Regions from separate parts of the Homo sapiens genome. Here region 1 is linked to region 2. The links are chromatin loops, found by intact Hi-C in ENCODE. Cell type or tissue: heart right ventricle. All regions are shown on one strand. Links, peaks and the distances in the headings refer to the core of each region. The heading gives the core; the rest is flanking DNA. Region 1 holds the start of LECT2 (leukocyte cell derived chemotaxin 2). Region 2 holds the start of SMIM32 (small integral membrane protein 32).

Region 1 (10,270 bases), core at 1,003-9,002, 240 kb before region 2:
AGGACTGAGCCTCCCTTTTGTTCAAGAGGCTCTGGGACTGTGAACCAATTCAAGCCTGGGAATTTATTGGGAATTGGGACCCATTATTGTGATGACTGAAGTCAGCATTTTGTTCATCAGACCTGGAGCATTTCCATTCATACAAGTCCAATAAGGCTTTAGTTGGCTGCTCATCTATTCAGTTCCTGAGTCACCATGATTACTAGCCAGTGTCACAAATCTCTGAGATTTAGACGAATCTGATTACTGCTTCTGCTCTCACTGACCTTGGCATTAACTGTTAAGTGCCACTACAGAGGACACAGTTCAATGGCAGAAGTTTCCCTTGTGACATTGGCCTACAGAGGACAACCACTATGTAGCTCCTCAAGGATGTGGGTTCGCTCAAAAGATGCCTCTCACAGGCTTGGTGAGGAGGGTCTCCTCTGGACTCACTCCCAATAGGAATGCATATATATGTTCATTAAAAGGTATAAGGAAGTTCGTAGCAGCAATTTTATAATCATCTTAAACTGGAAACTGCCCAAAAGTCCATCTGAGGAAGAATAGATAAATAGATGAAAGTATACGCATATAATGGAATATCATGCATCAGAAAGAACGTGGATACAAAAACATAAACTGCATAATCACGATGTGGAATGAAAGAAGACCCAAAGAGTGCATGCTGTTTAATTCTATTTATACCATTTTTAGAAACAGGAAGAACTAATACATGGTGTTAGAACTTGAGATAGTGATTATCTTGCTGGGAATAATGACTAAGTGGTAGCACAAGGGATCTCTGGGATGTGGGTGATGTTCTTTTTCTTGATTTGGGTGCTGATTACACAGGTGTGTTCACTTTTTGAAATTCACGGAGCTATACATGGATGTGTTGTGCACTTTTATGTGTGTATTTATACCTTGATGGAGTAACCAAACAACAAAACCAATACCTGGAGTACCAGGAGATCTAGCTTTACCTAAAACTTAGAAGCTTTCAAAAATATTTCACATTCAACTCTTGCAGAAGTGCCAGCATTTATGATTTGTGGGATTTGAGTAAATGCAAGTATCTATCCATTATGGTTAGCATTGCTGAAAGTGGCTTTGTTTATAGATTGTTAAGCAAAACCACATGGGCCACAGGAAGGAATGCCTCCAATCAGCTGTGGGGTTTCGTGAAGTGTGTGCATGAAGCAGAAGTTTTCAGAGAAAATGGTGAAACGTCCTTGAAAGTGCCTCAGCTGGGAGAGGATCAGAAAAAAATATCTATCGGGTACTATGCTTATTACCTGGGTGACAAAATAATCTGTACACCAAATGTCTGTGACATGTGGTTTACCTATATAACAAATGTGCACATGTACCCCTGAACCTAAAATAAAAGTTTTTTAAAAAATGCATCAGCTAGTTTGGGTACACTCTATATTCTTTCTGTTCCAGGTTTTATCATTTTGAAAGAAGTACAAAATCTCTACGTATGGAACCTGCATTAAATAAATGAGCATCAACATCTCCAGGAGGCACCCCAGGTGTAGACTCCACCTCTCTTACCTCTTCCAGATATTCGAACACCATTATTGATAGCATTCTTGTTTTGATAAGGTTTCTCCTGGCCCACAATCATTCCAGTGAATGGTGCGTACACAGTAGATCCAGCAGAGCACAAGATGTCCACACCCTGGTGAGGCCTCTGACTTCTAGGATGTAAATAAGAACGAACAGACTGAGGAACTGCCTTAGGGGAGCTTTACTGCCTGGGAACATGGTGTTAGCCCACTGTTTGCAGACGAGGTACCAAAGCTTGAAGCTGCCAGAACATGTTGGGATGTCCCAGGATGCCTCACTCTGTTTAGCCCAATTTTAACCTCCCTCCCCGCAGGTGCTAATAACCATATCATAAAGATGAAAGCATTTAAAATGGTACTTGGTACATAATAAGCCTTAAGCAAATATTAGCTACTATTATTTTATGGCATGTTGGGGGAATGAGGCAGTCCATGTAAGTGCATTTTCTAGATACCTAGATCTTGACATCTTCAAGCCCACTTTGAAAACAGCTGTCTTTTTATGGGAACCTATCATAAAAGTATCACATGTTACCCTAGTCTTATTTTTCTTGCAGTGATCTAGAAAAGTGATTGTAAACGTCACTTACTGTATATGGTATTTTAATACAATGAGTGATACCTCCTGGGTTTATTAAAGTGCATGGAGCCCAAATCAAACTATTCTAGATTGTGACGTGCCTTGAGTTCGTCTTAGCAACCCCTCAGCTCTTGCTTCCCGCTGCTGTCACTATGCCTGCTCTCACCAGCCTCCCCTACCTTCTAATAGGCTGTCACCTGAACGATCAGGTTCACCAGGATTGCTGCAATTATGTACAAAGCAACACTGAGCAAGCTCAAGAGCCAAGAATTTACTGTATCAATCAAGTGCATAAACTTTGCAGTATAAGCTGAGTCTGAATTTTGGCAATTCAAGGGACGTTTCCCATATTTCCCTTCTCTTAGTCCTGTTTCAGTATTTGAGGTTGCTTTGTAAGTAGTATCTGTATATGTGAGAGTTCCCCTCTAGTTAGGATGGAGATCAGTGATATGACTGGACACATGGCTATTTCATTAGAAAGTGGCACCCCAAGGTGATGTTGGGTATAACTGAAAATTCACAAGTGTGACCCTCATTTTCTGGAAGAGATAGTGGTGCTTTCTCTCCTGCTTAGGGCCAGCCTCTAATATTCAACATCCAGAGCCTGAGCCAGTAACCGCGTGGTTTGGTGGGAAGAGGAACCAAAAGCCTGAATTCAGGTCCAGGCTTCACCATCTCCAACTGTGCTTGGCAGGTCCCTTAACCCTTTGGTACCTCAGTTAAAGTTTCTCTTCTATAAAATGGGATAGTTGTGTTTAATAACCCTTTGGAAAAAAACAGTTGAGATAAGTGAATGTGTGAAGACATTCAGAAGGAAAACATTGTGTTTGCTCCCTGATCTTTTCCTTCTTCCACATTCTGATCCCAATTTATAGCTCATACTTGAAGCAGAGTTCTTGGAAGCTGCTCCAAAGACAGTGATGTAACTGGTTACATCTCTGGTTTTTCATGCTGTCAGAACTGTGAGCCCTTGAGGCAACCAACGTTGGGCAAGGACACTAAGAAAAGAGGTTAGGGACCAAAGGGTTGGGTGGGTGGTTGTGCAACTTCATACCTTTGAGCAGAGTACTGTCCACAGCCATGGCGGTCACACGTCCGGATCTCATTGGAAGACTTGCCAGCACATATATTAGCCCATGGCCCTGCCAGTGCTAAAAAGGAGAAAAGTGAGAGCAGAGCTCCTGGCCTCAGACATTTCCTATCCCCATTTGCCTTATCAGTCACACAGTTGATCCTGACAATTCTGTTTTCACTGTAGTTTTCCCTGGACTTTATGTATTTATGGGAAGATCGTCCTTCCAGAATTTTATTTCCTGATTCAGATGTAAAATTGGCTTTTTCCCTGGCCACAGAATTCTGCTTTGTGACGTTAGAGTATCAGTGAATACAATTTTTTTTTTTTTTGGATCGGAGTCTCACTCTGTTGCCAAGCTGGAGCACAGTGGCGTGATCTCAGCTGACTTCAACCTCCATCTCCTGGGTTCAAGTGATTCTCCTTCCCCAGCCGCCTGAGTAGCTGGGACTACAGGTGCGCACCACCACACCCAGCTAATTTTTGTATTTTTAGTAGAGACGGAGTTTCACCATGTTGGTCAGGACGGTCTTGATCTCTTGACCTCGTGATCTGCCTGCCTCAGCCTCCCAAAGTGCAGGGATTACAGGCGTGAGCCACTGCGCCCAGCTGAATGTGTTTCTTTATAAGCATTGGCCTCCATCATTATACTTTGCTTCAGATCCATTAGTAAATGGTATAAGTTGTGCTTTTCTATTTTTCTTTGCTCATTATCTGCCATGGGGATCATTATTTTTAGATTAAGCAAAAATAATAAAATAGCATGGCTCAGAAAATAATTTTAGAAATTGTAATTTTGAAATGGTTAGTTCCACTAATCAAATCCAAGCAAATGTTTGAATTAAAGGAGAAACGAACTCTGTACTAGCCAAGTTTGTTTAACACTAGATAAATCTCTCATAGTTGCCAACATGGAAGAGGGAGATTCTTAAAAATAATCTGAAATGTCAAACCAATTTAGCCTAGACTGAGATTAGGGGTGAAGGTAGGAGAAGGAGTAGAACCAATTATATGAAAAATTATGAAACGTGGAGGAGGGGCTGCTTTCTCAGCAGACTTGGTGCAAACTTTGTTTCAGGCACAATTTGTTTCTTTACTATAGTAAGCACTTAATAAATGTTCAATGGAATTAAATGTCCTGGATTTCCAGTGTTAACATTCACAGAGAGATACAGTGAGCACACTCAACCTTGCACTTTGAAACAAACAAGCAAAAGCGAGAGCCTGGTAATTTGACTATTGATTTTATTTAAAGACATTTTACTCTTCATTAATACCTATCCTGTGAAGAGAACCTACAGAATATGGCCATTAAGCCTCTTCTTTAAAATACTTTTAAAAGGTGGGTTTCAAAAGTTTTATGCCTTGGAGCCAAGCTCCAAATCAACACCTTGATCAAGATATAATCCCATCACTTTGGCAACTAATATTTATCCTTGGGAATTGAGGCAAATATCAGACAGTGTAGTAATTTATTCACTTTTTCCTCCTTCGGTGAGTATTAAGGGAGCCATCCCTTTGTCTTAATCCATACCAGTCTCTGTATTAGTATCTGTATCAGAATTTGATTTTGATCAAAATCAGAATCAAATATTTATATCAACTTTTTATTATCTAGTTTTGTTCTAGTTAAGTCCCAGACCCAGACTCAGACTGAAAGGCTTTGTAATGTCTTCTCAACCCACTATTATGTTTCCCTCATTAAAGAACCGGAACATTCCATTTAAATTACTTAAAACATCCTCAGGACCATGTGTCATTCCTATTTCATTTTTAATAGCCAAATACACAAGTCTTTGTTGTGATCATGCTATTAATGACTTTTTAATCTTTTTAGTCTTCCCCTGAAATCAGTTTTTAAAAGTTAATCAATATTCTAAAATTGCACTTTCGACTTACCGGTAGAAATCAGACCAGCCAAAAGGAGGGCTTTGGTGGAAAACATCTGGTTTTACTTCCTTTAGTTTCTTCCTCTGATTAGAGTTGCCCCCACACTCTCTTTGAAGAATATTCAAGTTTGAATGAATACTTCCTAGCTATTTAGCCTTAGAATTCTGCATCTCTCATTTCTTTAGTGTGAGACACAAAAAGTTTAAGAGGATGGAGCAAGTCAAGTTCTAATATTCCATGGATAGCTATTTGATTTGCAGGTAGGGCCTATGTAAAAGCCTTTGATCTGAAGAAGAAGCCAATTATATTGGAAATACTGACTAAATATTAACAGAAAATGATAAGGCTAGGTGCATATCGACAGTCTTCTGGGCTGTGGCTTGTAGGAGAATGTTCGTGCGAATGATGGAATATTTAGTGCTGCCTGCTGGTAGATCTTTCTTTTATTTCCTTGATAGCACATATTTCAGAAGAAAATTGGTCATTAATAATGTGTAGCCCTTCATAACATATTCCTTAATATATCCCTTAGGTGTTTTTGAATTCTCAGTTTAATTATATTTCACCTGTGTAATATTTGCAAATAACTTTAATATTTTAATAAAATTGCATGTATTCACCTTAAATATGTGATTTTTAAATGTTTTCTTGTTTATGATAATGGTAAGTTAACACCATTAAAAGCATCCATCAATAAAGGAAAAAAGATTAATTATAATATAGTCATTGATATGGTTTGGATCTGTGTCCCCACCCAAATCTCATGTTCAATTGTAATCCCCAGTGTTGGAGGTGGGGCCTGGTGAGAGGTGATTGAATTATGGGGCTAGAGTGCTCATGAATGGGTTGGCATCATCCCCTTAGTGCTGTTGTCCTGATAGTGAGTGAGTGAGTTATGGTGAGATCCGGTTGTTTAAAAGTGTGTAGCACCTCCCCTGTTCTCACTTCCTCCTGCTTCAGCCGTGTAAGACATGCCTGCTTGCCCTTTGCCTTCCGCCATGATTTTCAGTTTCCTGAGACGTCCCAAGAAGCTACCATGCTTTCTGTACCTCTTTTCTTTATAAATTACCCAATCTCAGGTATTTCTTTATAGCAATGCAAGAACAGAATAATACAGTCATACAACAGAGTAAAATATAACAATTTAAATGAAGACAATCTACATGTATTAACACAGCTAGATCTCTAGATATACTGTTGAATTAAAAAGCTATTTTTAGAATTATATATATAGTATCATACTATTTATAATATGTAAAATCTGAAAACAAGTATATTAATCTTAATGAATGCTGTATGTATAATAAAAATATGCACAGACTACCTTTAAGGTACTAATTACTTCTGGATAGTGAGAGAAATAAAACCGTGGAAGGATATACAGAGTACATAAACTCTAAAATATTTTATTTCTAAAAAAAGAAAAAAATCAGAAGCAAATATGTTAAAATATTAATTTGTTAATTATTGGAGATAGACACATGGATGTTATGTTACCCTGTACTTTTCTGGGGAATTAAATTTTCAGTGTGTTTCAAATATATGTTAGCAGCTCCTTTTTAGCTTAATATTAGATGAGCACCTGGAATTTTCTATGGAAGCTTCCCCATTTAAATTATGTGCCAGTAGCTGTGGGAGATTGGGATTGTAGCCCCAGTTCTTCACCCTCTCTGCATCCACACCTTTGCCATGTTTCATGGGGGCAAAGGGAACTTTCCTCACCCTTGATTTTGGGTTTAGCTGTGTAGCTTTGACCACTAAGATGAGGCAGAAGTGGCAGTGGGTCGGGAAAGCCTGGGTCTTCTGGGGCCTTAGTCTTTGCACACTCCTTCCTGTGTTTCTACATCGCCGTGAGGCAGATGATCCTGCTGCCCTGGGAAGGGAATGGATGCCATGCAGAGCACAGTTGCCCCTACAAAATCCAGCTTAGTATACCCTATGAATGTATGGGCTTAACTGGCTGTCATTGGAAGCCACTGAGTTTTGGTGTGGTATGTCACACAACAATAACTAAACGATGCCAATGAGATTATGCACCTAATTGTTTTTGCTTCACACACAACCTTTCAAGGAGGCATCTAATGTATACAATATAGAATGCCAACGCATTGAATACATCAAGGATCTGAGTCAATGTACTGAAAGAATAGGTTAGTGAAACAAAACAGATGATTCAGAAATAGGCACAAATATATACAGCATGTAGTATACAATAGAAGTCATACTTTAAATGATTAGAGGAAATATAAGTCATTCTATTAACTGTATTGAGACAACAACTGGCAAGAAATAAAAGTGCAGTCTAGGCGTGGTGGCTCATGCATGTAATCCTAGCACTTTGTGAGGCCTGTGCGGGAGGATCACTTGAGGCCAGGAGATCGAGACGAGCCTAGGCAACATAGCAAAACCCCATTCCTACAAAACATTTTTAAAACTTAGTCAGGCATGGTGTGTGTGTACGCAGTCCTAGCTACTTGGGAGGCTGAGGCAGAAGGAATATTTGAATCCAGGAGTTTGAAGTTACAGTGAGCTACGATCATGCCACTGCACTCCACCCTGGGTAAGATAGTGAGACCCTGTCTCAAAATAAATAAATAAATAAAAGTTCAATCCATATCAAAGTGAACCAAACATTTGTATGCAAAAGGAGAGAAAGAGGGAGGAGGAGGAAAGAAAGAAAAGAAATGAACTGAAACCATAGAAATACTAGGAGAAATTATGAATGATTTTTAATGGTCTTGGTATGGGTTGGACTTTTCAAAGAATGTTAAAAAACCCAGAAGTGCTGAAGGAAATATTTGATAAATGCGTTATAACAATAATAAAAAAAACTTTCTACAAAGCCAACAGTATCCTGATCAGAGTCAAAAGATAATAATCTGAAAAAAATATCTATAACCCATATAATATGACAGATAAGGAACTCATCTCCCTAATATATAAAGAATTCTTTAAAAAAATAAAAGGTGTAAACAAATTGATAGAAAAATGGGCAAAGGCCAGGCGCGGTGGCTCACACCTGTAATCCCAGCACTTTGGGAGGCCGAGGCAGGCGGATCACGAGGTCAGGAGTTCGAGACCAGCCTGGCCAACATGGCGAAACCCCATCTCTACTAGAAATACAAAAATTAGCCAGATGTGGTGACAGACACCTGTAATCTCAGCTTCTTGGGAGGCTGAGGCAGGAGAATCGCTTGAACCTGGGAGGCGGAGTTTGCAGTGAGCCGAGATTGTGCCATTGCATTCCAGCCTGGGCAACAAGAGCAAGACTCCGTCTCAAAAGAAAAAAAAAAGAAAAATGGGCAAAAGATAGCAGCAGACTTTCCTAAAAGAAAAAATACAGATTACCAATATGTATTTGAAAATATGATCCACTTCACTTAAAATTAACAATTGTAAACCAGAATGAGGTGTAGTTTTTCACCCATCAAATTGACAAAGGTATGTAGAAACATTTATTGAAAAGTGTAAGTTGGTTTAACCTCTTTAGAGTACAATTTTGCAATACCCCTCACATTTTTAAATGCACAAAACCTTTGCTCCAGCAATGCTATTGTTTTCCTACCTGTGGCCTGCTTTCCTCCTATTTTCCCTGCCTTCTGCATTAACTGTTTCCAATGTATCTTCCCCTCTGAAGCCAGTGCCGTCCTCTAAACTGCAGAAGAGATGGTAGGAGACTCTTTTGAAACCCGTAATGGGATAGGATCTGAGCAATGTCATCAATGCTGAAAAGCTGATGAGAAACTTTGTAATGGATGGATCAGGCTGATGATACCTAATCAATCGTATTGTTAAGAAGAGAGAGAAGGAGAGAGTATATCAGACATTTTATACCTCCTGTTGGAAATGCACAACACAACCTATAAAGTATTCTTGTCAAAAAATCAGGCTAAAGTCTTATAAGGCCATTAGCTCTAACTTTCAGTTTACAGGAACTATGCAGCACAGGGATGCATGTTAAATGTACCACAAGAATGCAGTCAGACAAATGCAGGCTGTAGGAAGTTCTACCAGATAAAGAACCTGGTTTCTTCAACAAATAAATTCTGAGGAAAGGAAAATAGAGAGAGGGGCAATCTGTGGATTAGAAGAGATTTACAAGATTTATCAACAAAATGCCGTGTATGGACTTTACTTGGAGTCTGAATCAAATGAGGAAATGATAGACAGAGAGAAACAGAGAATAGGGACAATTTTAACACTACTTGATGATATTAGAAATTATTCTGTGTAATTTTAAGCATAATACATTAGGTGTTTGTAAAAAGTTCCTATCTTTTAGAAATACATACTGAAACATTTATGGGTATGAAATCATAGGATGTTTCAGATTTGCTTCAAAATAATCCAGGAGTTAGGAGAGTAGGTAGCATATAGATTAAACACAATTGGCTATGAACTGCTAATTACTGAAGCTGGGTAATGAGTACGCAGAAGTTTACTATACTATCCTCTCCAGTTTGTTTATATTTGAAAGTTTTCCCATAGCAACAAGTTAAATAAAGACATTTGTTGGACAATTAATTTGTTGGCAATATCTTTTGAACATAAAAAAGTTCCCATACAGCAAGGAAAAACTGATTTTTCTGTAACCTTGGTAATATTTAGCCACCTATATTTTAAACCCTTTAATCAGTCAATGACAACCCACGTCTGGTAAACATGCTCTTCAAAACAACCAATCAATAACAGCCCCTTGCTTCTGACTTTCAGCCAATTAGGGACAGACTCACTCTAGTAAGTGATTCCCAGCCAATCAACAACAGTCTTACCTGAGCACCATGTCTTTTAATCCGTCAAACCTCTAACATTCCGAAAGTTCACAAACCCCCGAACTCCCAGCTTCCCAAATCCATACATAAATAAGATGAACAGGCTGCTCTGCTTGGAAAGATTGTGCCTGACCGACACAGCTCTTCCTAACTATTGTCACTCATTCAGCTTTGTCTTTTTATTTCAGATAGTGGGTTGAGTGATGGTCTCGTCCTCCTAAGAAACATAGTTGATCCTGTCCATACCCTGCGACAGAACAGCTTCACTCTTAGTTATACTCTTGCATGTGTACACGTTCAAAATGTTCATAGTAGTATCATTTGTAGTAGTGTAAAACAGGAAACAACCTATATGTGCATCAACAGTAGAATGGGAACAAATTCTGGTATTTTTGTTTAATGA
Region 2 (10,270 bases), core at 1,353-9,352:
GAAGTTTCCCATGAGATACCCAAATGGAGGTGTTGAGTGGGCTCAGGGATAGTGTGGAGAGAGTCATCTGAAAAGCAACTGAAGCCATGAGAGCGAATGAGATAGTTTAGGGGGAAGGTGCAAAGTGAGAAAAGACCCAGAATAGCTGTCCTCCAACTCTGGGCATACCTGTTGGGAAGTACAGACCTCTTTACTGTTTCCTGATAGCACATGGCTGAAAAAGGACAGGTCACTGACAAAAAGTAGTTTGTACCACTGCATGCACTTCTGAAATGGCCATCCTGGTTAATAATGATAGCTCACATTCAGGGCATTTACTACATAGCAAACATGAGCTGAACACTTTACTGATAATGTTTCACTCCATATTGAAAATCCTTTGAAGAAGGTATTGTCATCTCTATTCTACAGATGATGAAACGGGCTATCAGAAATACAGAAATAACGATGAAGGCATGGAGTGGATGATCAAGCTCAGGTCATTGGCTCCAGAACTCAGACTCTTGGTCACCACTATGCTACCTCTCCTTGACTCCTAGCATCTGCAGCTACCTCCCCACCGTGATCTCCAGCCTCTCCCCCAACCCCCACCAACAAAAATGCGTTAACCTCAACCCTTCTGGCTGCTCACTGTGGCTGGTTATAGCAGAGGAACCCAAACACCTGTGACATGGGCCCTATTCCTGTTTTTAGCCTGCCATGCCCTGCTCTCCAAAGGTGGTTTCAAGACATCTTGGAACTGGTGGGAGGGCAAAGGGCAGGAGGATGTGTATGCACAGGTCTACACCCAGACAGTCATCTCTCTTAGTTTGGGCTGCTTCCATAGACTGGGTGGCTTAAACAGAAATTTATTTTCTCACAGTTCCGTAAGCTAGAAGTCCTCCAAGATTCGAGTTCCGGCTGAGTCGGTTTCTAGTGAGGGCCCTCTTCCTAGTTTGCAGATAACCATCTTCTCACCGTGTCCTCACATGGCCTTTTCTCCGTGCCTGCGCCTGGCCAGAGTTGAGAGCAATCTGTGGTCCCACAAGGACACTAATCCTATCAGAACAGGGCTCCACCCTTATGATTTCATATAACTTTACTTTCTTACTCTAAATACAGCCACTCTGGGGGTTAGGGCTTCAACATATGAATTTTGGGAAGACATATGCATTCAATTTTAACACCACCTAAATATCCAATCACCATGTTGTAGTCCACTTATTCTAAATATTGTAGAGGACAGATCTGAATTCAGCCACATCCCTGCTTCCCAGAAGAGAGTCTGGGGCTGGGTTCAACATGAGGAAGAACCCATTACCCCTCAGTCTAATACTATCCTAGAAAAGAGAACCAAGTTACTCGGGTTCACAGTGCTGGCAGATAATACCTTTACTGACCCTGTGTGCTTTCTAGATTCCAGGTCTATGCAGGCTCAATTACCCAGAAACTTATTCCCAAAGTGTCTATTCATTTGAAGTGGCCAAGCCTTTGGCTTAAGTGGCTGAGGCCACTGCAACCCTGTAGAGACATCAGAGAGAGCCCAAAAGCCTCCTGGATTACTCTGGCTTGAGCTGATTCTGGCCCAGGAACTACAGGTGAATCCTAAGCCAGTCATCTACTCATGTTCTCCCATGAAGGAACCAGTCCTTGCATTTGTTTGTGGTCACAGGAGACAGTGGGCCGTAGTGAGAGCACATCCTGTTGGTGGGGTCTCCTCGCAGCAGCAGTGCTGCTTCACGCCTATAGCTCAGTTTTACAAATAGCTATAGTTTGGACGCTCATTTTCTGCAAGCATTATTGCTAGCATGTTGTTATTGGTTATAATAACTTTGGTTATACTCTATTATTCAAACTTGTAGAGCTAGTTGATATAATGCCCATTTTGCAGATGAGGAAATAGGCTCAGATAGGTTATTTGCACAAGGCCATACAGCTAGTGAGAGGTGGAGCTGGGATTTAAAGCCAGGCATTTGAACTCCAGAGCTTGTACGTTTGACCACTCTGCATACTACCTTCAGATCTGGCCATCAGGACATGTGGTGGAGAGATACTCTGCCTCTACATTAGTCTCCTACCTGTCACAAGCCCTCAGACCAAGGCTGAAGGGTCCCCCTACCCCCTCAGAAGCCCTCAGACCAAGGCTGAAGGGTCCCCCATTTCAGCAGCATGTGATTTTGTATGCTAGCCAGGGGCCCTCATATTTCTCACATTTATTTCCGTCTAGTCCAAGGTTCATGCAGATTAGCTTGGGTTACCTTTATTATAGGCTGCAGAGGTTTGGCTACCTTTCTGAAGACTAAACTGAAATGCTGTGTGAGGTGATCATAGAATTGGCATCGTTAGGACCTGGTGGGTATTAGTTCTGGAAGGCGTGAAGAATCAAGCCCAGGGAGGCTTTTCTGGTTTCTATGCTTCGTCTCCAGTGCTTCCTGGGATAGAAGCCAGGAGGGAATCTTGGATACTGACTGAGGAGAAGTGGTGGGCTGGGCTGGGCTGGGCTGGGCCTCAGGAGCCCTGGCCAGTCTCTCTTCCTCAACCTCAGTCTGGTCTCAGGAACCAGTTTCAGTGTCAGAACTCATAGAATTGTTGCAGAATTTTGTGCCTGTATGCATTTGGCCAGGGCCAAGAGTCCTTAGTTTTCTAAAGATTGCCAAAAGCCCAAGTGACCCTAGCATGTGTTAGAATGACTGGATTAGACAGTCTGTCAAATTCTTTTTCAGTCAAACCTTCTCTAAGCTCTAGTGCTCCATTGAGCCAGGTGACTCCTGAAACTATTTTAAAGCCCCGTAAAAAGACTCCCTAGAATTGGGTTAACTTTGGTTAAGGTTATTACAAGCCTTCCTAGTCCCTCTCAAGTTCTTTGAAGTTGATTTCCCCTTAACTGGGTTTATGCATCCATTTCCCTCCTGCCAGGTTCTCCAGGGCAGGCCCCCATCTCCTTTGGGAGGAAGTGCTGGGCAGCTGCCCCACCACCTGATCTTCAGGCTCTTCCTTCACCAGACGGTTCTGGTCCAGATAGGGCTCTTCAGGGGCTTCAGGCCCAGGAAAGCTCAGAGCAAAAGGGAAGATGCCAGGTGGAAGGAACTGCCCTGCAGAAAGGGTCCCCAGGAGCCCTGTTAATGGGAATTTATTCAGCAGGTCAGGCAGCAATTTTCCCTGGAGACCATCCTGAAAAAAAAACTTCCCCAAGGAAGTAATTGACCGACCCTGGGAAAAAGCCGAAGAGGAGGTAGTATCATCAAAATGTCCTGGGCGGGGAGGTGTCTCTCGCTTGGGTCTCCTGCTCGGGATCGATCTACCCTTATCCCCTTTTCCAAAGCGGCGCAAACAATTACCAGCACGTTCTCAGCGCTAGGTCTAATTGGGTGAGTTTTTATTGTAGAAATGCGCCCCTGAAGATGTGAGACGCGTAGGTGGGCCCCTGCGCCTTTCCACCGGCCTCCCACTGCCCGTGCTCACAGAAGAAACTGGGTCCTTAGACCCAGGCGGGACCCACTGAAACCCCGCGTTCAGTCATTTCCCAGGGGGATGCGGCCCCCCAGTGCCAACCTTCCAAAGTTCAGGTGAGTTCACGACGCTCGGATCCTAGTGGGGTCCTCCTCGGTGTCAAGGAGCAAGAGAGGCCGTAGCAGCTGTGGGAAACAGCCACAGGGCCTGCGAGTCCAGACGGGTAGCTCCAGGCTAGTTGCACGCTTGCGGTTCCTGCCCCTTCCGTGTGCAAAGTAAGGAAGTCAGCAGGCGGCGAGCAAGCAAGACGGGCTGGCGCGCCGTCTTTCAGGAAGGTTTCCCGACCCGACCGCCGTCTTTCGGGAAGGTTTCCCGACTGGACCCTCTGTCCAGAGGAAGAAAGATTTGGCCAGGGGATCAGAATCACGGTACCTACAGGTACTGGGATCGAGACCCTACACAGGCTCCCGACGCCTCGGTCTCCCTTTCCTCTCGGGTTGCCACTCTAGTTCAGGAAGGGTCTTTGGGTCAGGGCACCGTGTTCCCAGGGGCCAGCGATCCCCGGTGTCGTGCCCTCCCTACCAGGCTCAAGCTGGCTGCTCTTGGCTAGGTCGGGACGGGGCGCCCGGCGGCCGTGGCTCAGTCCCAAGCTACACCGGCCGCGTCTTCCAGGGCGCGCGGGCGTCGCGCAGCGAGCGGTCGTGGGGCAGCGCGGCGAAGGCCGAATGGCGCAGCTGGCAACCGATGAAGAGGACGACGAGCGCCACCGAGAGCAGCAGCAGGAAGAAGAGCAGCAGGTAGGTGGGCAGGTCGGGCTTTGTGGCCGCGCCGTCCCTCATACCGCGCGCAGTGGCCAGCTCCAGCGGCAAAGCGCCTTCTGCCTTGACCGTGGCTCCTGGGGCCAGCGCGCTGCCTACCGCCGCCTCGGGGCCGCCCGTGGCGTTGAATATGTCGCCGTACATGGCCCGCGGGTCCCGCCGACCCCAGCCGGACCGCTTCACTTGGCCTGGAGCATACTGGCGCGACCCGGCGCCTCCATGGCGCGCCCCTCCCGCCCTGCCGCGCCCAACTGACCGAGAGTCGGTGCCTTGGGGCCGGCGGGGACTGCAAAGACCCCGGGACGCGTCCGCTCACTCGCCTCCGCGCTCAGCTGCTTTCCCCGCCGGCTGGCGGACCCCAGTTCTCGGAGCTGGACAGTTCTGTGCCCGCGCCCCTCGGGCTCACTGTTTCTCTCCGTCGCCACCAGGACAGAGGTCCCAGTCACTGACTCGCCTTTCGGCTTTACAACAGCCCGCTCAGCTCGGACCCTCAGCTCCAGTGAGCTCCAGGTGCTGGGCGCCTCTGGGCTGCGGCGGCGGGGAGAGGCACTCAGCAAGTGCAGCCGCAGCCCGGGGTCTCTGCTGAGCGCCCGGTGGCAGAGCGCACGGAGGGCGGGTGGCCAGGGAGTCCTCCGCGTCCTCCGGCGCCGCCGCCACCGCAGCGTCTCGGAACAGTCCTGCAGGCTCTGGTCCCTGTCGAGACGCCCAGTGTTCAGCGAGCTTGTCCCCACTCCCTCCGGCTGCTGCGCTCCTGTTTTGAGCAGGAGACTGAGCTTTCTGGCGGCTCTGAGCGCGCTCGTGTCCCGGGCGGGGGTTCGGGGGAGGGGCGGGACTGGCGGCGGCTGCCCGGGGGAGCGGCTGCGAACCAATGAGGGCAAGAGAGGACGCGGCTGCGACTGCCCCCAGCCCGGCCTCACATCACTCAGGGACAGAGGGACAGAGACAGGGACAGAGAGAGAGAGAGAAAGAGAGAAAAGCACAGGGTCACAGGAAGACTGACGGGCAAAGACACAGTTACAGACCTATGAACAGAGCCACACGCCAAACAGGGACAAACCGTTGAGGTAAGCAAACCAACTCAGAGACAAAGCTCAGCTGAGCGTGCACACCTGCGTTCATTATCCTCCTTGACAGGCTCCCTCCAGGCATGGCCTGGTTTGTTCCGAGTGCCCACTGGCTGCTGGGTAGCGCAGGCCGGGCACACCACCTCCAAGGGTGTGCAGACGCGCTCCCAGACAAGCATGTTCAAGCCAGGACTGATTCTGTGGGCCCCGTGTCCTCTCCGGCTGCGTCCTGCCGGTCTGTGTGCATCCCGCACCGTGTGCAAGAATGTTCAGCTCCCTTTTGCCTATTCTGCCTGGGCACAGAGGGGCAAAAGGAGGACATGGCGCTGGCAGTTGCCCCCCTGCCCTTGGCAGGTCTGGAAAGGCGAGGTGGCCAGGACAGAGGTGTGCAATCAGTTGGATTGAGTGGGGAGGTGTCTCCTTTCCCAGGAGTCTGAACTGCTCACTTCCTCTGCAAAGTCTTCCAGGACCCCCAGACTAGAGTGGGAACAACCACCCTGGACCACCACAGCCCCTGCACTTCTCAACAAGCACCCACCCCTCACCTCTGGCCTGTCATTTTCTTTCAGGGCCAGAATTAGGGGGAGGTGGGTGAGAAGTCTAGAGCACAATACTGAATGAGACACTCGCTCTCAGAGTCTGCAAGTGCAGGGTTGGGAGTAGGTGTCTCCTTCAGTTTTGCCCCTAGATGCCTCACCCCTCACCCTAGTCCCAGCCCTGTTGTCTGCTCATTTGTCAGAGACCCTCAAAGGGTCAACCAAGTTCACATCCATGTCTTTCTCCTCTTTTCCTCATCTCCCATTCAGGGGTGCAATACATGGGGAGAGCTTGGTGACATTGGCTGAGAGAGCCAGTAGAAAGATGAGTTAGTTATTCTCTCTTCCCACTGCACCTCATGCCTGGCCACCAGCATAACAAGAACAATCAGGGTGTGCAAGGCAGACCTTGGCCAGAGCTCATACCCACAAATCCCTGCTCAGCCCGGCAGAATCACCTCCGTGAGCTCTTTGTCGAAGTTGAAACTGTGGTTCCAAGTCCTGACTCTACAGTGTTTGCCAAATGAGGTACAAAAATGCCCTCTTGGGTGTTTTTCACTTAGTCCCATAGATGGACCTGTGGGGGTTTTAGCAGGGCTTGACAGTATTCAGCACTGCCCCATCTACCAATCACCATCCCAGACAGAGCCCCCCTTGGTCCTAGAGGGCTGCCTGGTCTGCTTCCAGGGTGCAGGATGCTGAGCCCCTCCACATGGCTGCCATCAATGCCTCATTTTCCAGATGGCAGAGTTGGCTCTGAGAGGGGCCAGGGCTTATCCGTGTTAGCACAGGACAGCCACCATGTATCAGTGATATAGCAGCAGCAGTGGCAGTGGGCCACTCAGGAGATGGGGGGAGTCCCTTTCTCTGAAGACCTGACCTGTTTCAGACAGCATTTTTCTCGGCCAGCAGCACGCTAGAGAACATTATGTGAAGCCAGAACAGGCCTCCTCACCAGGACTTTCAGCCAGGGGGAGACTCAGCTCATGAGTTGGATGGAGGGGGTTGGGATGGAGGTGACGCTCCTGCTGTCAGTAACTTCCTGGGTCCTGGGAAGGCATGAATGCGGGACTTGGGTAGCTCAGTTTGGGATTTGGCCTGGAATTTCCTCCTGGGATCTATATGGGAAGTGGCATGGCCTACCTCCCCCACTTTCTCTCAGGTCCACCATAACCCCAGGTATGAACCCAGGAGGGGGGCTTACTGACACAAGGCAGCTCATTTGGGAGGCTGTAAGTGGAATCTGGGGCAGGCCTCAGCCTTTTGGGCTATAAAATGAGGGGCAATGGTAAATAAGTGTTTTCTGGTCCTCCTCTGGAAACAGGCTGTGATTATCCAGGAAATGGTGTGGAGCAGGGTGTCTGCAAAGGGTTTGGTGTGGATGGAAGGTCTCTGCAGCTTCGCTGGTCATAGTGGCAGGACGGGGATGGTGGTGAAACAGGGATGGTAGTGGTGGTGGGCAGGGAAATCTTTGAACCTGATGTCCCCAACACTGCTCATTCCTTCCCCACAGCTGCTGCTGTTCCCATGCGGCATTTTATAGAAATGACACATGCAAGGTCTCCCACCTGTGAATGAAGAAGCTGGAGCTCGGATGTGGGAAGTGGGGCTCCAGAGTCCATGCACTTAGCCACTATAATGAACCTTCTGCCATGGCAGAATGATTCTAGTAGCTACCATTCCTGGCCCTCTTACCACAAGCTGAGCACTAGGCGGGGGCTTAGCATTCATCTTTCTCCGCACAGCAACCTGTGATAGGCACATCTATCCCCTCATTTTCTAAAGGAGAAAGCCAGAACCCCAGGAAGTGGTGTCACTTGCCAAGATCACATAGCTGGTTATGGTGTAGGGGACCCTCCAGCTGTGGTCTGTGCTTGTCCACTCAGTCTGAAGCTGCCTTTTCTAAAGAGAAACTCAACAGAGAGCATGTGGTCAAACTGCCTTCCCTTTTAGTACAGTTGGAGGAGGTGTCTTGCTTTTTGGGGGGCCCTGAAGTAGGGAGGGTACTGTTTCTTTTCTGAAAGATGTTCAGGGCCCTGAGAGGGCAGTCACGTTCCCTGCACATCCCCGGGCAGGAAATTAAACAAGGCTGGTACTGAGTAAATGCAGAGATGAAGTTTACACAGCTCTTTATACAAGCCAGAGCGACCTTCCATTAAGGGAGCTTTGTGTACCCATACATTTAAGTCTTTGGAAAAGATTATAAAAAGGGGCTTAGAGGTTGGCTTTGACAGGCAGAGGTCACAGGGGGGGACCTCAGGGCAACCTCTTTCCCATTACGTAGTTGTTGAGTGACACATGTTTCTTCCCTCCTGACCTGTCTGCGGAGAAACCAAGGGAGGCGAGGCAAGGGTGCCTTTCCTGCCAGCGAGAGCCATTTGGCAGCTGTTTAATGGAAACTTAGGAGACTGGGAGCATTAGAGCCCCAGGATTTCATAAACTGTGCTGCGCAGGCCTGTGGTGCCTGGTGGAGCTATTTCTGTTTCTTCCACACGCCAAGGGAATTATTATTAAACTACTCAGCGTCACGCAGAAGCTGGGGGTGAAGATCAAAGGTGAAAAATTGCTGTCTGAAGATTGGAGTTCAGACAATTGAAGATTGGCTGGTGTGGGTTTTCCCTGTGTGGGTGTTAGTCTGCTGGAGAATGGGATGGCCACTTCCTCTGTGAATGCTGATGATGCCCTTGCTTGCAAAACTGTTTTGTTTGTTTTTTAAATCATTGCCCCTGTTAGTGGCTTTCTGTTTGCTCGTTTTAGATGACTTTGGCAACCATAGTGGTTGGTGACTTTAAGGTTACATTTTAGAATGACCATTTTTTGTTTTTTGGAGATGGAGTCCCGCTCTGTCGCCCAGGCTAGAGTGCAGTGGCACGATCTCGGCTCACTGCAACCTTCGCCTCCCGGGTTCAAAGCAATTCTCCTGCCTCAGCCTCCCAAGTAGCCGGGATTACAGGCACCAGCCACCATACCCAGCTAATTTTTTTGTATTTTTAGTAGAGATGGGGTTTCACCATATTTGTCAGGCTGGTCTTGAACTCCTGACCTCAGGTGATTCGCCTGCCTCCGCCTCTATAAGTGCTAGGATTACAGGTGTGAGCCACCATGCCCAGCCTACAATAACCATTTTAAGAAGTAAATAGCAAGTAGCCCAAGCCCAGACTCTGGAATGAAGCAGCTTTCCTAATGAGAATAACCTGTAGGAGGCTTGGAGAATGGTCTTGCCAGGGCTTTCAAAATGGCTGCAGTTTGGTTAGTGGAGTGGGGTAACTGGAGAGACGATGGGGTGTGAGGGAGAAATGATTCTGCAAGGAGAGAGCTCTGAAAGGGCTTTGTCTCCTATCCCAGAAAGGGTGTCTCCAGTTCTGTCCCGTGGTCCTGTCAGCTTGCTGGTCTCTGGTCAGATCAGATGATGGGATGGAGTCAGTTTCAAGATTCACCAGGCTGGTGAATGTTGTGCCATTTATTTTTGAATCAGGTCTCACCACTCATTGGTTAGCACCTCAACATTTTTTTCTATGGTCCCAATGACATGTGACCTCATCTGCCTCTCCAGGTCCCTTTAGTGGTATAACCTCAAGCCAAGCAGGTTATGGCGACCCAAGGCTTGCAGGATCCTGGGATTGATAGACTGATAGTCACCCCCTGGACCCAATCATCTTGCTTTCTCTGGGAAAGGCAGAGGTTTGCATGGTGGTGAAACCACATTCCTCCTGCTGCCTGGGCTCAACTAGGTGTGTTGGATGGGGTCACGGTGGGGTCACTGCATGCTAAGGGATGAGCCATCACTCTGGCCAAGTACTGGCAAGGAGGCTAAAGCTGGGATAGAGCCAGTATATGGCCAAAGACTGGGAACAGGACTGTTGTTTGGGATCAGTTGCCAGGCTCAGGGGCCCCTGGTGGTCTGGCTAACATCCTCACGTCCCTGTCCCTAGGCTTCCAGGATAGGGTGCCTGGCCTTTGTGGTTATACTTATGGAGAGACTGGGAGCCAGAAAGAGTGCCTTAGTCCCAGAAATGGAGACAGGTAGCAAGGCAGGGAGCAGGTGTGTTTAGTCACTTCAGAGGCCCCGACTCATCTGTGGCACTGATGCAGGACTGCTTCATGAAAAGGTCTGGGACTTGGTAGTGAGGCCAGGGCAAAAGAACTCCATCAGAAAAAGTTTGATTTTGTCTAGGATTGCATTTTCTAAAATTTGGCAAGAATACTTCAAGTGGGATGCCATATTACTTTAAGTAGTGCATGGGCACAGCATTAAACATCATGAATCACACAACGACAAAGTTTCTGTCTTTTAATCTTATTTAATTATTCTGATTATGGCAAGAAGAAAAATTCAGTCTGGCTCAGTGTCATCTCAGGTCCTCCAAGAAGCACATGCAGAAGATGTATTAGGGGAAATAGCTGTGATGGGTAAAAAAGGGGC

The links. Hi-C counts contacts between places; a loop is a spot of excess contacts. Peaks named below come from ENCODE experiments on the same cell type or tissue, not always from the same donor. Only the 100,000 strongest peaks of a DNase experiment are listed, where the experiment ranks them.
Region 1: a loop joins it to region 2, with 2.2 times the contacts of the local background. A loop is called at or near these places in 4 of 110 quality-filtered maps.

Annotation. Positions count from the first base shown.
Region 1 is chr5:135,949,684-135,959,953 of GRCh38, forward strand. LECT2 (leukocyte cell derived chemotaxin 2) reads right to left here and starts at 5,300. Exons shown (of 4, transcript NM_002302.3): 1 at 5,105-5,300; 2 at 3,188-3,284; 3 at 1,540-1,685. The coding sequence starts at 5,150. In heart right ventricle, for the core only: no CTCF peak of the experiment used is centred there; no DNase peak of the experiment used is centred there.
Region 2 is chr5:136,188,134-136,198,403 of GRCh38, forward strand. It overlaps SMIM32 (small integral membrane protein 32), which reads right to left and starts at 5,029. Exons shown (of 1, transcript NM_001350994.2): 1 at 3,335-5,029. The coding sequence starts at 4,391. The coding sequence ends at 4,080. RefSeq lists enhancers at 3,912-4,826, 4,983-5,500. In heart right ventricle, for the core only: no CTCF peak of the experiment used is centred there; a DNase peak (open chromatin) is centred at 5,018; H3K4me3 peaks cover 2,128 bases; H3K27me3 peaks cover 4,466 bases.